2 separate regions of the Homo sapiens genome follow, and region 2 is linked to region 1. Evidence: chromatin contacts called from ENCODE Hi-C or POLR2A ChIA-PET data. All regions are on one chromosome and are shown on one strand. Each heading gives the region's core, a stretch centred on a gene start or an enhancer-like site at or near the end of the contact. The rest is flanking DNA. Distances are from core to core; before and after follow the strand shown.

Region 1 (2,993 bases), core at 1-2,500:
TTACCCTTTAACTTTCATTTTTAAAATAATATTTTATAAATGCTAATTTTAAAAGTAAGCCTTTTTAGTCTAAGACTATAAGTAATCTTATAGTCCTATTATAGATTTAGAAACAGCTTAGAGAAGTATCAAACACGAAAATTCTGAGTATTAAGTTTATATTCGTCATCAGCTTTGATTTATCTCCCTTTGGGCTTCAGTTTCTTTATACATTCAAGAATATGTAAGTGGATCCCCTTCCCCAGTTCTCAAATTCCCATTTAAATGATCTTACTATTATAAGAAACAAATTCGACAGATTCCTGAAGCATTCTGATTCTGCCCATTACATCAAGCGTCCTGAATAAGAGACAGAAAATCACCACAGCTGCGTTGCAAAGACAATTCTTTCCATTTTAACTCAACTGGAAAGTATCTATTATCTATTAGTGAGCTGCTGCTTCTGGATGTTGTCTCCTTTATTTAATTTTAAAACTAATGATATAAACCCTTTTTAAGTGTCTAAGAAAAACATTAACTTTAACAGCTGCATAACTTTCATCTGTCTTACTGAAGACAAAATGGCAAGCTAACTTGACAACATTACGAGAAAGGCTTTGTGAGTTAAAAAAAGGTTACAATGGTCACATTTTTCTTGGTGTGCGTGTGAGTTGCGGTGTGTGTGTTAGTGTGTGTGTGTATACCAAGATCTTTAATAAAACCCACTTTACTACCCTCTCCCAACCCGATACTGGGAAGGAAAGATGCCTAATTAATATGAGCTCATCGGTAGGTGCTGGAGCAAAGACGCACAGGGTTTTCGGGCTCACAAGCTGAAGACACATAACAAAAAGGTCCCGGCGAGTTCGGGGAGACCGGGCCCGGTCGGAGCAGGTTGCGGCGGTCAGGGATCCACACGTCCACCTCCCACGCCCGCCCCGTGAGCTCCCAAAGCCCGCTAGCCTCAGACCCCGTTACCCTGGAAACTGGTGCCGCCCCAGGGCCTAAGACTACTCCGCAGTTTCTCCCAGCGCGACGCAAAGGGTTACCTCGAGCTCCTGGTTCTCGCACTGATCCAGCAACTTTTTGAAACTAAAGGCGCTTTCCGCCATCACCGCCACTGGCATCTTCGCGGCCGGCCTCGCCGCTGCACCGTCCGGACAGCCAAACCCCAGACTGTCCCTCAGGCGTCGCGCCCGCGATGACGTTTAAAGCCGCCGTTGCCGCCGAGCGCCCCTGCGTACCAGACCGTCAGTTCCGGGGCGCCGTCAGACATCGCTGCGGCCGGGATAGGGCGCCGCCGTTCTGGCCGGCTTTCTCGGTGCCCTGGAGGACCTGGCCGGCTCCGCGGGAAGCTGTACTCAGAGCGCGCGGCCGCCCTCTGGCAGGGAGGAGTTCGTTGCACTTTTGAGGGTTCTTCACGAAGACATCCAATACATAGAAAACAAGTAACAGCAACAGTAACGAATTTTTAAATATTAAAATTGCTGGGGAACACGACGGATCCTGCAGCTGCTCGGCTGTCCCGGTCGTCAGTGACGCTAGGGCTCCGCACCGTACCCTGCATACCGTAGGTGCTCACGAAACGTTCGTGAGTTCCCTGCTCTGAGGAAACAAGCTTAAAAACTCAGAATCTAAGGTGTGAGTCTCCGCAAACCTGCTTGTTGGGCAGCGTCCCCCGCCCGGGCTAGCCCTGCACGCCCCACCCCGGAGCCACGCTTCTCCAGCCGGGACCCCTGCCTCCTTCCAGGCTATTCTCGGAACCGCAGCCAGAGGGAATTTTTTTTTCCTTTCCTGAAACGTAGAGCAGATCTGGTTACTCTTCTGCACAACGCCCTAAAATCTAGGGCCCTTCCCATCCCTCAGAATTTACATCTAATTCTCAGCTCCCCTCCGGCTTGCTGTAGCCATCCTGGCTTTTGTTTAGCACAGCACTTACTGTTAGTGACATTATATTGTATATTATTAACATATTTGTGTTTTACATCCCTCACTAGACCCCCAGGAAAGAGGCTTTGATGTGTTGCCTGCTGCAAGGCTGGCTGCATAATTTGTGGAGCTCAGAGAAAAGTGCGGAGCTTCCTTGTTCAAAAAACAGAAAGAAAGTGCCTCTGAGGTCATAAAATATAAAACTTTCTCTTTCCTCTCAGTTTCTCTCTTTTCATAGTGTTTTTATGTGTTATTTAATATCATTCCAAGAAAAATTTAGATTTAAATTGTTAGCATGAAGTTCACCATCCATCTTTACGTTGTGCAATGCCAGTTTTAAATACTAATATAAGTGCACTGATCTCATATGTGGAATCACAGAAATTATGCAATTTGTACTTCATAGCTTATACATGCATATAGATTTTGTTTTTACCAGAACCACGCTGGTAAAAACAGATGCTGCACAAAGTGAACTTGCCCGTTTTCATCGCACTTTACGTGCACGAATTCTACCTCTACTCTCGACCTGGGACTCACCGATGCGTAAGGAAGGACTGAAAAGCAAAAGAACTATGGACTGGCCTTTTGGCATGATCAGGTGTCTAATATAAAGAAGTGCATGAATAAGAAAATATATGATATGAGTGATGGTTAATACTGACTGTCAACTTGATTGGATTGAAGGATGCAAAGTATTGATCCTGGGTGTGTCTGTGAGGGTGTTGCCAAAGGAGATTAACATTTGAGTCAGTGGGCTGGGAAAGTTCGACCCACTGTTAATCTAGATGGACACCATCTAATCAGATGCCAGTGCAGCTAGAAATGTAAAGCAGACAGAAAAATGCGAAAAGAGAGACTGGCCTAGCCTGCCAGCCTACATCTTTCTCCCACGCTGGATGCTTCCTGCCCTCGAACATCAGACTCCAAGTTCTTCAGTTTGGGACTTGGACTGGCTCTCCTTGTTCCTCAGCTTGAAGACTGCCCATTGTGGGACTTGTGATCATGTGAGTTAATACTTAATAAACTCCTCTCTCTCTCTCTATATATATATATATAAATATATATATCCTATTAGTTCTGTC
Region 2 (2,993 bases), core at 304-2,803, 580 kb before region 1:
TGGCTCTCAGATCTGTATGGCTGTGGCAGCTTATAACCACTATGGACACTTGTAGGATATGTGTGTAGTGCAGGTTATCACACGAGGGACACAAGTCCATGGGTCACTGCTTGGAAAGGGAACTTCTGGGATCATCAACGGTAATGGTCATTCGAAGCTGAAGGGGTTCCCTTGTTCAAAATCTCTGGACTCTTCATATGCAACAGGCCAGTTCTCCCCAGGGAGAACATAGCGCTCTTCAGATGAAATGCGAGGGATGGAATGGAACTTTCAAAGTAGGGGCTTGGGCTGCCCCACACAGCTGTTAGTGCCAGCAGCCTCTGTCATCTTCACGACCTCCGTGGGACTCCCAGGGAAAATATTTCTAAGTGAGGAGGAGGAGAGGGAGGAGGAGACCCTGCCGCTGAGGATGTTCCAGACGTTCGGAAAATGCCTGGCACGCTTCCATGTGCTTGCTTCTCGTAACGGCCCCACGGGGAGGAACAATCATGCTTTCTAGCTTAGACGCAGAAACTGAGGCAGGCAGGGGACGCAGCCTGCAGAGGTCCCATAGTCCTGAGCCACACAGCCAGAGCTGGGCCCAGGCAGGCAGGACCTGCCATCTGGGAGCGCTGTGACAGACATTCCTTAGACTGCCACCGAGTGCTGGCCCTGCAGGCGCTGTGTTGGGCACTTTCTATGTCTTAGTGCAGGTAAGTCTCAACAGCCTTGCAAAGTCTGTATTATCATCTGCACAGCACCAATGTGGAAACTGAGGCTCGGTGAGGCACGTACTGTAGTTGACACAGCTTCAATTCAGCTCAGCAGACCTCTGGCTCAGCATGATGGGCTGTCGGTGTTGCTGGCTCTGTCCTACCCCACCCCTGGCTTTCACAGAACAAATAAACATTTTCCCCTCCATCTTAAAATCACAGCCAGGAAGGGGCCTCCTAGTACATCTGGCCTAGGGCCGCTGCTCCCCAGCAGACCAATGTCATTATCTCAGGCTTGACCAGTGACCTGCCCAAGGCCACACAGCCAAGGGACACACCGAGGTGTCGGGGCACTGACGTCCCGGTGCAGGACGACCTCCTGTTGATCGACACTGCTTTCTGCCCTGCCAGCTGTGTTCTCATGACAGCAGATAGCTTTATTTGGGACATTTCAGACGTTTTCCTCTCTGCAAAATATCCAGTTGACAAATCATCATGAGAATATGCATTACGTTTTCCTTTCTAAAATTAGAACTATCTCCCACCATTTGTCAAATGCCCAAGAACACAGGAAAACTGACTCTTCCCAGCTGGTTTTCATTAGATGATATGGTGTCTAATATTCAAATCTGTCCAAAGACGGCCCCAATCTTTTGCCAGAAGTTGACTCAAGCTGATTCTCCCAAAAGCAACGTGCGAGGCTCTATGCCACGTGCACACATCCCACATTTGGGCGGAAATGGAGACCGGTCAGGCTTCTGCTACTCAGCCACTGTTTCCTAGGAATGAGCTCATGGAACAGCCGGTCCATGTTTAATGACACCGTTATTTTTACAGGGAGGAGTGTGGTTAAGCATTTACCCGGGGTGGAGGCATCACTGTGGTTCTGCTGAACTCCAGCTTTTAGCACTCACTCCTCTGCTCAACAAACCGTGACGGCCTCAACATCATACAAGAGAAAGCCCGGCAGGAAACTCCGTTTAGGGTTATCAAGCACCTGGTCAGGCATATTTCTTTAAAGACATGAGGAAGATATTCAGTTCCTAATCTAAACTGAAAAAAAATATTTGCAACAACTATGAAAAAGGTTAATAAGCAATCCACAAATCAGCAAGAAAATATCAACACTCACTCTAAGACACGTTTTGACGATTTGAAAAAGAACTTGAGATACCTAAGAATCAGTTAGCTGCCAGTTTTTAGCTGTCAAATTTACAAAGCTGAGATAATCACAGTACTTAATCCTGTGATGAACAAGACACTCTCAGACAACACAAATGCAAGTGTAAACTGATACACCCTTTCAGGAAAGCAAAGCTCCAGGTCCTTAACCGTGTTTGTAGGTTTGGGGTTTAAATTGCACTTCTAATATTCTAATTTAAGGAAATAATTTGAAGTAGAAAAACCTCACTCTTAAAGATGTTCACTGCAATGCTATTCACCGCAGTAAACAAACACAAAAGCCTCAGTGTCCAGCAATACGGAAGTGAGGACGTGATGGTGCATCCTCAAAGCCATATTTTGTGGCCATTAAAACATTTTTACAGAGCATTTGATACAAGAGTTACGCTTATTTCTTTCCTTAAAAAAAGGAGATTTTAAAAATGCGCTATTTAGAGACACATAATTGAGACTATGTTAAAAAAAAGTCACAGATAAAAGAATGGAGAAAAATAAACAAAATGTTAACAGGTATTGTGCTTGGTCAAGTATGAGGCATAATTTTTATTTTCTACTATTGCCTGAATTTTCCTTATTATTTTTCTATAATAAACATGTATTACGTTTAATATAATAAATATTTTCTTTCAGCAACAATTACCCTTGTTGCTGATTTCTTCATTTATTCAACAGAAAGACTTCTTGTAAGCTAAACCTCAGGAAAAATGCTGTGAGGATAATAAGCAGCTAGTGTGAATGTTCCTACCCCAGCCGAGGAAGTCAGGGAGGGCTTCCTGGAGGAGGGGGAACTGAGGCTGGAAGGATGGAAAATGATGGGAAACGCTCTTCAGTAGCTCGGTACAACTGGAGTGTAAGACCCCCATGGGAGAGAGGCAGGAAGGAGGGGGCTAAGAGGCCCCTGGTGCCATCATATGGCTTTAAAATGTATCCCGGAAGCTATGGGAGTCATTAAGGATGGTAAGGCGGGGAACCATAGCATGAGGGTTGTGTTTTCTTTCTCCTTTTGTGAAGATGGTAAGGCAGACTTTATTTCAGGGGGCCATGATGACAGGCACAGGGACAGCTGTGACGGGGCCTTGTCCTGGGGAGAGAGGCTGCTGTTTTCAATCCCAAGGCTGG

The links. Hi-C counts contacts between places; a loop is a spot of excess contacts on that map. ChIA-PET counts read pairs that join two places held with the same protein, here RNA polymerase II (POLR2A). Pooled maps may share reads with other maps.
Region 2: a loop to region 1 is called in a map with no recorded cell type, with 3 times the contacts of the local background. The contact joins the enhancer-like site here to the promoter of COPS8-DT in region 1. A Hi-C loop is called at or near these places in 1 of 168 maps with a recorded cell type or tissue (endothelial cell of umbilical vein), 2 of 37 single-sample maps with no recorded cell type and 8 of 50 pooled maps. POLR2A ChIA-PET finds 5 or more read pairs at or near these places in 1 of 52 experiments (Panc1).

What each region holds. Positions count from the first base shown.
Region 1 is chr2:237,084,078-237,087,070 of GRCh38, reverse strand. COPS8-DT (COPS8 divergent transcript) reads left to right here and starts at 1,250. Exons shown (of 3, transcript NR_187934.1): 1 at 1,250-2,915. COPS8 (COP9 signalosome subunit 8) reads right to left here and starts at 1,182. Exons shown (of 8, transcript NM_006710.5): 1 at 1,029-1,182. The coding sequence starts at 1,106. RefSeq lists enhancers at 347-1,241, 1,052-1,601, 1,242-2,136.
Region 2 is chr2:237,668,296-237,671,288 of GRCh38, reverse strand. The region is part of intron 1 of LRRFIP1 (LRR binding FLII interacting protein 1); the gene reads right to left. Among named protein-coding and RNA genes, the nearest start is that of LRRFIP1, 42 kb to the right of the region's middle. Within about 2 kb of position 1,553, at least 19 of the 41 ENCODE cell types and tissues checked have a DNase peak (open chromatin) inside an H3K27ac peak, as active enhancers do.